Regions from separate parts of the Homo sapiens genome. Here regions 1 and 2 are each linked to region 3. The links are chromatin contacts, found by Hi-C or POLR2A ChIA-PET in ENCODE. All regions are on one chromosome and are shown on one strand. Each heading gives the region's core, a stretch centred on a gene start or an enhancer-like site at or near the end of the contact. The rest is flanking DNA. Distances are from core to core; before and after follow the strand shown. Region 1 overlaps SMAD2 (SMAD family member 2). Region 2 has its middle 78 kb from the start of SMAD2. Region 3 overlaps LOC105372101 (a long non-coding RNA gene).

Region 1 (3,373 bases), core at 401-2,900, 52 kb after region 3:
TTCTTGTTTTGTCCAAGTGTGATTTTGGATCTCTTTTTGGTTTATAGCTGAGCCGTCAGCTTTCTGAACCATGAGAAATTTCTCTATAGCTCAGCTGTCAATTCCTTGGTCATTCTTATTTTCTTTCCCCCCACCCCCTCTTTCTCTAGTCCTGCCTCCAAGCTTTTGTGCCCAGTGAGACATCTTTCTGCTATTAATACCTTCCAGAGGTTTCTTTTAGCAATCCTACCCTGTCTTCAAGTTCGCTACTCATTTCAGCCTCGGTAGATCAATGTCCTGAGTATCTGGGTGAAAGTTTTCTCATCTTTCCTGTCCTACCGCAGCCCTTGGCAGCTCAATGTCTAGACTCTCTTGGGATCATCTTTTTCTCACCTTTCTTGCCTGTCCCTCCCCCCATCCCCCATTGATGAGGGTAGATTTTTTGCATTTATGGGAGATCTTAAGCTCCTTAGGGGATCTCCCTCAGCTTTCCAGTCCTGTTCCCCAAGCTTTGACATACTTTTTGCAAGTACTTAGTGGAAACCTATGGGGATGAGTGGTTGGGGTGGATGCACACTTGCTCTGTGGGATCCTTGCAATTTAATATGTCATGTCGGTGTGCATGTAGGCTGGTTTCTTCTTTCTTTCATTTATGGCAGGATTATTCCTCACTAGCCGCTCCACCAGGAAAGAGACCATCCATGCAGCCTCTCTTCTCTCAAGGCTCAACACTTGGAATTTAGTTCTTCTTAGGCTGCTTTGTATCCTCAACTCTGGTTCAGAGAGACCATGATTTTGTAGCTTATCTGGCTAGTTTTGATTATTAGAATGAAAGTGATGCTCTGTTGTAACTTTCTACGTCCTAATCAGAAGTGGAATTCCTTCTATGGAATACTTTTTAAGTATATAGTCTGATAATACATAACTGACACGTTTTCTGTTGTTTCATAATGGTTGATTTTCTCAGGGCTACGTTTCTCTATTTTTTCCTGTTCTCAAATCTTAACTCTCCATCTCTGTCCTCAAGTGGTAAGTGATCTTGTGTCTTATTTTGAAATTAAAGTCATCAACAAATTATTTCAACTCATAGATTTATAGTTGTGGAAGACTTACTATTCAAATGGAATTAGAACGTTTTGGGGGATAGGATGCAGTAGTTCTTGGTAGTCCAAGACTCTTAATAAAACAACTAGAAAAGCCAGGTAATTTACAAAATTTATATATTTAGCGATAGAGAACAATGGGTGTAAAAATGATTAAAGAAAGCAAAATTTTGCACCCTGGGGGAATACCTTTCACAAGTGAGCTGAGAGGTCTGCAGCTGATCATTGTTTTTCCTGGGTACAGAGTAGAGGAGGCCTTTGGGCTGCAGCCTGAGTGGCAGATTGGAAATATGAGGGGCCTTTAAACACAGAGAACGCCCTCAGTATATTCCTAAATTCTGTAGTTCAGCTGGGCGGAAGAGATAAACCAAAATCTCAGAAAAGGAGATTGGGATATTTTCTAGTCCTATGGTGTTGAGATAAAGATTCTCTAGGGGAAGCGACTTGAGAACAATAGGTGAGAGTTGAAAGCGTTTGAGGAAGTGGTGAATACACACTGATGATTTTCAACACACCCAGTTTCTTCCCCCGTAGACATTTGCCAAATTCTGAAGCTGCTTAGGCTAGAGAGCTAAACCAGAAGTCTCTTAAAAACAAAGCAATTCTTATAGTATCTAGGTACCTAGAAGATAACGATCTGCTAGCTTTTGAAATGAAGGCTCTGCAGAGTCTCATCCTAGGAACAGGGACAAACCAGAGGTAGTCTCCTTCATAGCAAAACTGCTACTCAGCAGTGTTCTATGATTCTGGCATTATAGAGGAAGTAGTAAAAGTATATGTATGAAAATTGTGTTAAGTGAAGGATGAATAAGAAAATATCTAGGGTAACCACTAAAAGAAAAGAATGTAACAAATGAATACAGAAAAAAATTGGATATAGAATATGTGATAAATTCAGAAGAAGACAAGAAAGAAAATATAAAACAAGCAGGCAACTAAATTAGTAATTATGTTACATGGAAATGGGCTAAATATTTCAAGTAAATGGCAAAAATCATCAGACTGGACAAATAATAATTACCTAAATATAAGTACCTAGAAAGATTGAGAGAAAATGATGCGAAAAGGTATACCATCCAAATGCTAACTGAAGGAAATAAGTGTGGCTATACCAATCAGGCAAAGGAGACTTTAATACAATAAACAGTAGTAGAAAAAGAGAACTACATTTTATAGTGTAAGGGGATTGATCCACCAGAGTTACCACAATCCTTTATGTGTACCCAGTAAAATAGCCCAAACATCTATAAACCAAAAATTTTATTTTGAACTAAAAGAAACAGACAAATATGCCATCACAATGGATGCACATATATAGGACATACATACATCACAATTAGCAGGCTTGATCTAATTGTCATATGTAGAACATTGAAACTATTAATGGTGGTATTAACCATCTTTTCCCTTGCACATGGAAATTGTACTAGAATTGACCATAAGCTAGGGCCATGAACAAAGCCTCAGCAAATATCATTGATTTTAATAATTGAATATGTTGTTTGTATTATAGTAAATAAAAATAACTAGAAAATTCCTAGCTGCCTAGAAATAAAACACTATGCTTTTGAATAACATATGACTTAAAATAAGAATTTATGATGGCTATTAGAAAATATTTTAAACTGATTGAAAATGAAGGTGAACTACAATGATCTAGATTGCTGCTGCTGAAATGCTAAGATGAAATTTATAGCCTTAAGTCTATGCATTGGAAAAGAAAGCTTTTTTAAGGAGGTAGAAAAGGAATAGGAAATCAAACCTAAAGACAGTAGAAGTAAAGAAATAATGAAGACAAGAGCAGAAATTAGTGAATAGAAAGTAATCTTACATAGAGAAAATTGACAAAGCTAAGAAAAAGTTGGTTCTTTGAAAAGATTAATGTAATTGACCACTTAGCAAAACTGATAAAAGGAGGATGGGGAGGGGGAGAGAGAACATAAATTTAAATAATAGGAATTGAAAAATGTCACATCACTACGGATCCTACAGCCGTTAAATAGAGGCATTTATGAACAGTTTATGGAGAATATGGGATAGGCAGAGTAGGCAGAAATTTTGAGTAGTTAGGGCTGGATCATTCAATATGGGTAGGCAGCACCTTTGTGTAGCTATTGAGTACTTGAAATGTGGCTAGTCCTAGTTGAGTTGTCCTGTAAGTGTAAAGTACTCAACAGATTTTGTAGACTTAGTATGAAAATTTTTTTTATATTGATTGCAGGTTGAAATGATGGCATTTTGGATATATTGGGTTAAATACATCATTAAAATGTTGCCTATTTTCTTTCCCT
Region 2 (3,136 bases), core at 144-2,643, 55 kb before region 3:
TGGGGCCCACATGGACGAAAATTATTATCTGAGCTCTGCCTCCCGTCAGGGGCCCACTTTAGGGCCTCTGCAGGTCCTCTTCCCGCAGCTGTCTGCTCTCACCAGTGTACACACTACCGGGCCTGAGGATTAGCCTGGGGGGTGTTTGGCTCTCGGGTGGGGATGGAGCTTGGGCTGCAGGCTGGGTGTCCATGCCTGCTCTGCAAGATCCTTACGGCGAAGTCAGAGCCTGGGCTAGGGAAAGGAAGGGGCAGACCACCGACCAGGGCTTCCATCTGTACTTCCGCCCAGCCTAGTAATGTTTCAGCAGGCCTGGCAGCAGGCACAAATGGCTCCTCCCAGAAGCCAAGCAAGGCAGTCCACACCTGTCACTCCTTACCCACTTCCCGCCTGCAGAAGTGTCCAGGTAGAGGAGTGGAGTCCCCTGAGGGAGCCTGTTTGCTGGCCAGGGTGGGACAGCGCTGTGGTCATGCCATTACTGGCTTCATTGTTCAGGAGAGTATCCCAGGCCAGGGTTGCAGGAAAACTGGTAGCCGATTGGAATTTAGTGGCTTTCCTATCAGGAAGCTGACAGGGCCCTGGCAACATCCCTGAGCCTCAGTGTCTTCAAGGGCAAAAGGGGAAGAGTTCCTACCTCTTGGATGGTTGTGAAAATTAGCATGATTCCATAAAACTATGGAGACAGTAAAAAGAGCAGGAGTTGCCAGGAGTTGGAAAGACGGAGGGTTGAATTTCTGGAGCAGTGAAAATGCTGTGTGATACCGGAATGACATGGCCTTACACATGTCATACCCATGGAGTGTACAGCACCAAGGGTGAACCCTAAAGAAAACTGTGGACTTTGGGTGACCCTGATGTGGCAGTGTAGGTTCACAATGGCAACCAATGCATGCCCTGGTCTGGAGGTCGAGAGTGGGGGAGGTTGTTCGGGGGTGGGTACAGGGGGGAAATGAAACTTTTTGTACTTTTGGCTCAATTTTATTGTGAATCTAAAATTGCTTGAAAAAAATAACGTCCATTAACTTTAAAAATGAGGTGTGGTAAAGAACGGACGAGTGCTTACACACAGTCATTCAACAGACATTTACTAAGTGCCTACGACGCGTCTGTATTTCTACAGGACCACTAAGCGTGAAGCAGGTAGAGTGAGACTTAGGACCCCGGGAGAAAAACCGCCCCTGGAGGGCGCGCCACGGGTGTGCGGTGTAGACGCGGGCGGGCCGGCGGCGGAGGAGGAGGTCCCGGCGCCGACCCCTGGAGCGGAGGCAGCAGCCGGGCGCAGCGAGACAAGTAGGCTGGGCTGGCCTGGCCGGCCAGGTGCGGGGAGGAGGCTCACAGACTGCGGCTAAGCCTGAGTCCGAGCCCAGCTGCGAGGCGGGGGCCGGGGCATGGGAGGAGGAGCGGGGAGGAGCCGGGAGGGGCGGGGGAGGTGGCCCGGGGGCGCGCCCCACCCCCAGCCCTGGCCCCCGCCCCCGGCCCAGCGCCCCCGCGTGGCCGCCGCTCGCAGTGCGCAGCGCAGGGAACAAAGCCCGCGGCGGGGCGGGGTCGGTTCGGCGGCTGGGTCCGGGCACCGGGATTCTGGGAAGCACCGACGCCCGAAACAAAAGCAGCTGTGCTTCTAGGCACGCTGTTGGAGATTATTCCGAGGAGCGCAAGCTGGGAGGGAATGAGGCGCTGTGACACCCCCTTCCCATTGGCAAAGGTTGCTTCCCCAGCCCCACAAAGCTCCATTCCGAGCGCTGGGCTGGCAGAGACCCGACTCCCGGCCGAGATGGACTGGAGAGGGGAAGAGCACAGGGCTAGGGAGCGGAAGCTTCGGGTCACTCTACAAAGTCCCGCAGAATGGTGCTTGCGGAGAGCACAGAGGGGATGGCCCCAGAAGCCCCACTCTCGGAGGCTGTGATGTGGACTGAAGTTAGTAGTGGGGCAGAAAAGCACATGGAGGAGCGTCCGGGCCCCCAGGCTCGCGGACCTGCAGTCAGCTGGAGAGGGTCAGAACAAGGGAGTCTCTCTGCTCTGAGACCCCTCAGCACCCCTCACTCTGCTGGGTCCCATGGTCCCTGCCATCTCCTGCCCGCAGAGGCTACCTTTACTCAGCACCACCCTCCTCATGGGCAGGGGAGGAGATGCCACTTTCCCCTATAAAACATCCCAGAGCTGCCTAAGGTGGCAAAGGAAGGAGACCCTGGTGAGGACAGGCCCTCAGTGCCACTCCTGCTCCAGTGCCCTGGCCCGAAGCTGAGCATGGACCTCAGCCTGAACCCAGGTGTTTGGCTGAAACCCGGCCGGAGCATCCACTAACACCTCAACGGGGGTCAAGAATGATGGGGGGAAACAGAGGCAGACCCTCCTGAATCCAGACCAAGCTTGTCCAACCCGCGGCCTCTGGCCGCGTGAGGCCCAGGATGGCTTTGAATGCGGCCCAACACAAATTCGTAAAATTTCTTCAAACAGTACGAATGTGTTTTTTTGTGATATTTAAAAAGTTACTCAGCTATCGTTAGTCTTAGTGTATCTTATATGTGGCCTAAGACAATTCTTCTTCCATTGGGACCCAGGGAAGCCAAAAGACTGGACACCCCTGATCTAGACCCTCTGCATTTGCAGACACTGCCTGTCTGGTCAGCTCCATGGGCCCATTTATCTTTGCGCCACAGCCCACTTCCCAGTGGGCCACAGCAGGTCCCCTTCCGCCTCCCAAGGCCAGTCCCAAGAAGGAGACGTCCAGAGAGTCTCCTAGGATTACCCACCTTTTTCCCAGAAACTGACACGCTGAGGGTGGCCTTGTAGAGTCCAGCAGGACACTCACTTCAGCCCAGGGAACACACGGAGTCGGCCAAATCAGTCAGGGATGTGGACTCATTCCTTCCACACAGTCCTTGGTGGTGGGGATCCGCTCTTCACCAACTCACTTGTGCTTCTACACAGGGCACCTGTGGCCAGCATTTCCAAGGAGGATGCTGGTGGTGCACCCCCTGTGGACAAGACGCTGTGGGAGCACTTTACATCATCCTATCCAGCCGAGTGGCTTCCCTCCCGCACAGCAGCCAACCTGTCTCTGGTCTCATCCTAAGCCCGGGGCAGTTTCCCTCAATCCTGCCTGCTATCCCTGTTTCCACTTCTAACCTCAGACACA
Region 3 (3,513 bases), core at 656-3,155:
ACCTGGGTGCTGGTAGAGCAGTGGAACGCCCTGGAGAAGGACAGCCTGGAGACAAAACTTGAGGTAACACAGCAGCAGCCATCAGTATCGTCAAAGGGCCACTAGGAAGTCAAGTTTTAATATAAAACTAACTTGGGTGCAGTGACACATGCCTGTCATCCCAGCTACTTGGGAGGCTGAGGCAGGAGGATACCTTAAGCCCAGGAATTCGAGGCTGCAGTGAGCTATGATTTTGCCTGTGAATGACTACTGCACGCCAGCCTGGGCAACACGACGAGGTCCTATCTCTAAAAAAAAAAAAAAAAAAGAATTAAAAAAATATATATAAGACTGGGATTTAAATGCCCTAGAAGTAAAATGTCTTATTTTTAGAGGAGGAGGGATGCCTGTGGAGCTTAAGCACAGGTTAGGTGACGCTGTCAGGAAGAATGTGAAAGGGATTCTTTTCCTGAGCAAAAAGACCACATGATTCTAAGGTCTCTTCCAACTCTGAGATGCCAGGTTCTGATACCTAATATATGGCAATTGATGGGACTTATACAGGGAGTATCCAGTATTTATATATTTGGTGTGCTTACTTATCTCCGATCATTAGTTGTTAAAATCCTCCCAGCCATAACTTTGACAGGAATAGAAACGACAGTTTTTGTTGACTGTAAATGGACACAGAATACCGTGGCTTTGGAGATAAATTTTAAAGCACTAGGTATATTTGGCATCAGAAATACATGGCTATCTTGTTCATGCATGCTAATACGGAACAATAGTCAAGAGATGTTAAATGAAGATGAAGCAAGGATAACAGTGTAAAGCGCACACCTCCGGCTGGGCGCAGTGGCTCACACTGGTAATCCCGGGAGGCAGAGGTGGGTGAATCACTTGAGGCCAGGAGTCCGAGACCATCCTGGCCAACATAGTGAAACCCCATCTCTACTAAAAATACAAAAAAATTAGCTGGGCATGGTGGTGCGTGCCTGTAGTCCCAGCTACTAGGGAGGCTGAGGCACAAGAATCACTTGAACCCGGGAGGCGGAGGTTGCAGTGAACCAAGATCATGCTACTGCATTCCAGCCTTGGTGACAGAGCCAGACTCTTGTCCCAACCTCAATTTCAAAAAATGACATATATGTATATAAATATGTATACTTGTACATTCATGGAATAACTCCAGAAAGATATCCAAAAATCCGATACCAGTGTTTTGGTCACTGAGTGGCTGAAGGTAAGAAAAATAATTACTTTCTACTGGTTACTATTTTTGTCCTTTTTGACTTCTGTACACTGTGCTTGTATAACCTATCAATAATAATAATAATAATGATAATGAACCTTAGCTGACTTACCAAGAAACCACAGTTACTGGTAGGCACAGGGGAAGGGTAGGGAGGCTGTGGAAAGGGCAGCCTTTGGGGGGCCCAGGGAGAAGAAAGTCTGTATTTAAATACAGTTCAATCCTGCCCACATTTAGAAATCATTTGCAGTGAATTCCATGTGGGACTAGATTAGTTTGAACTTGAGCCACCCTCGAGTGGATCATAAAAGTGAAAGGGGGGTTCATGACTGTTCATGGTAACAAGTGATTACTTTGGGCTGTGGATATTTTCCTCAAATGCTCTAGTCTTCCTGGATGAACAGCTGGGTGCCTGGGTCCTGTCCTCATTCTGCCACTGCTAACAGTGTGACCTTGGGTAACAGACTCTGTTCTCTAGGCCTCTTGGAGAAGTAATGAGCTCACAAATGTATTGTCTAATTTATTCTGTCTGAACCAGGGTGTGGATGTGGAAACACCACTGCAGAGCAATGAAAACCAAAGGCTGGTCTTGAGGAACTAGAGAGTGTATCAAGGAAACCACAGCAGAGTTGGGCTAAGCCTCGAGAGAATTACCATATCCTGTTTTCTGTCGGAGCCTGGCCAGACCCTTTGCCAGGTTCCAGTGAATCACCAAATCACTCTGGGCACGGCTCAATGCACAGATGGTGCTGGGAGCTGGGAGAGCCGCGTTAGGCGGTAAATCTCTCCTGCACTAATCCTAGGAAGCATATGCTTAATTAGGCAAGGGTGTGTTGGACTTCCAGAGTACAGATAATTGAAAATCAGTGGAGATGGCTTGTTTTCACCTAAAAAAAAAGATGAAATATATGGGTAAGTGACAAAATTAAGGAGGCCCAAATTTGTTAATCTTTGAATTTTTATTGTACACTTAACTTTACAGAAAATAATTTTAACTGAAACGTTACCCTAGAGTCTCTTCTGATCTTGTTTGATATATAAACACATTTTATTATTTATTTATGTATTTATTTAGAGACAGGGTCTTGCTCTGTTGCCCAGGCTGGAGTGCAGTGGCAATCACAGCTCACAGCAGCCTTAACTTCCTGGGCTCAAGTGATCCTCCCATCTCAGCCTCCTGAGTAGCTGGAACTACAGGTGAGCACCATCATGCCTGGCTTATTTATTTTTATTTATTTTTTATTTTTTAGTAGAGGCGAGGTCTTGCTGTGTTGCCCAGGCTGGTCTCAAACTTGTAAGTGCAAGCAATACTCCCACCTTGGCCTTCCAAAATCCTGGGATTACAGATATAAGCCACCTCGCCCGGCTACAAACACATTTTTTAAAATAGGTATTGTATTTTTTATTTCAGAGGTGATACATGTTTTTATAAAAGGGTAATTGTATTTTATATTATTTTTATAGACATTTGGAAACAGAAATATATACAGAAAAAATAGAACTCATGAAAGAGTGAAACAAAGAAAAAAGTACTGTGTTAGCAATGTTGCAGATTACTCAAGTCACACTTGGCTGGATTTTAAAATGTGGTTTCATTTTGGTTTAATATTGTACTGATATTCAATATTAATACATCATCAATATATTTCTGATATTCCCCGTGAGCACCTCCTCATTGGACAGTAAGGAGCCCTAAGGCTTCCCAGTGAATAGTATCCCATCTCCTCTGGTTTAAACAGGCTACTTTCAATTTATAAATTCTTACTTCTCAGAGACCAATCCCCCGTAAGGTGTCAGCTGCCCAGGGATTGTATCTGAACCTGTAACTGCTGAATAGTACCTACCCCGACCTGGCTTCTTGGGATTCTGCGCTAGCACATGTTGCTGGGGCCTTTGAGCCCAGCAATTTAGCCCCACTTGCTTCTGCTGGTCCCCTGACCTTCTCAGCACTGTTGCATTCCCTACCAGGGCATTTGGCTTCACATGGATCCTTTGCTGTCTGTGAGCAGACCATGGAGAGCCAGGAGCGCATGGTCCATCTAACTGCCTATCATCTGCCAAACCTGTCTCAGCTTCTTCCGTGCTCAAAGTAGCCACAGGTAGGGTTTCTACCCTACCTGTATTGTGTCCAGGGAAATGAGCTGCTAGCCCTGATGTCCTTGCACTTCCCCAAATCTATTTAGAATGTGTAAGTGCCTGCCTGGCATATGTGGAGAGGAAAATAATAGGGATCCAGCACCTGACCTTCTTGCACTACATCAGTCTTTCTCCTTTGTTCTTTC

What was found. A loop is a pair of places that touch in the nucleus more often than their neighbours do. ChIA-PET counts read pairs that join two places held with the same protein, here RNA polymerase II (POLR2A). Pooled maps may share reads with other maps.
Region 1: a pooled map shows a loop between it and region 3 (3-fold over the local background). The contact joins two enhancer-like sites. A Hi-C loop is called at or near these places in 2 of 168 maps with a recorded cell type or tissue (IMR-90 and heart right ventricle) and 4 of 50 pooled maps. POLR2A ChIA-PET finds 5 or more read pairs at or near these places in 4 of 52 experiments (HEK293, OCI-LY7, activated CD4-positive, alpha-beta T cell and 1 more).
Region 2: a map of K562 shows a loop between it and region 3 (2.0-fold over the local background). The contact joins two enhancer-like sites. A Hi-C loop is called at or near these places in 7 of 168 maps with a recorded cell type or tissue (Jurkat, K562, aorta and 3 more), 1 of 37 single-sample maps with no recorded cell type and 8 of 50 pooled maps. POLR2A ChIA-PET finds 5 or more read pairs at or near these places in 7 of 52 experiments (A549, H1, HEK293 and 4 more).

What each region holds. Positions count from the first base shown.
Region 1 is chr18:47,900,133-47,903,505 of GRCh38, reverse strand. All of the region lies in intron 1 of SMAD2 (SMAD family member 2), which reads left to right. Among named protein-coding and RNA genes, the nearest start is that of SMAD2, 29 kb to the left of the region's middle. RefSeq lists an enhancer at 1,481-1,530. Within about 2 kb of position 1,650, at least 6 of the 41 ENCODE cell types and tissues checked have a DNase peak (open chromatin) inside an H3K27ac peak, as active enhancers do.
Region 2 is chr18:48,006,673-48,009,808 of GRCh38, reverse strand. No RefSeq gene overlaps it. Among named protein-coding and RNA genes, the nearest start is that of SMAD2, 78 kb to the right of the region's middle. RefSeq lists silencers at 1,409-1,458, 1,469-1,578 and an enhancer at 1,254-2,167. Within about 2 kb of position 1,393, at least 14 of the 41 ENCODE cell types and tissues checked have a DNase peak (open chromatin) inside an H3K27ac peak, as active enhancers do; they include ascending aorta, where a contact is called at or near this core.
Region 3 is chr18:47,952,008-47,955,520 of GRCh38, reverse strand. LOC105372101 (a long non-coding RNA gene) reads left to right here. Exons shown (of 3, transcript XR_935441.2): 3 at 1-26. Among named protein-coding and RNA genes, the nearest start is that of SMAD2, 23 kb to the right of the region's middle. Within about 2 kb of position 1,905, at least 9 of the 41 ENCODE cell types and tissues checked have a DNase peak (open chromatin) inside an H3K27ac peak, as active enhancers do; they include ascending aorta, where a contact is called at or near this core.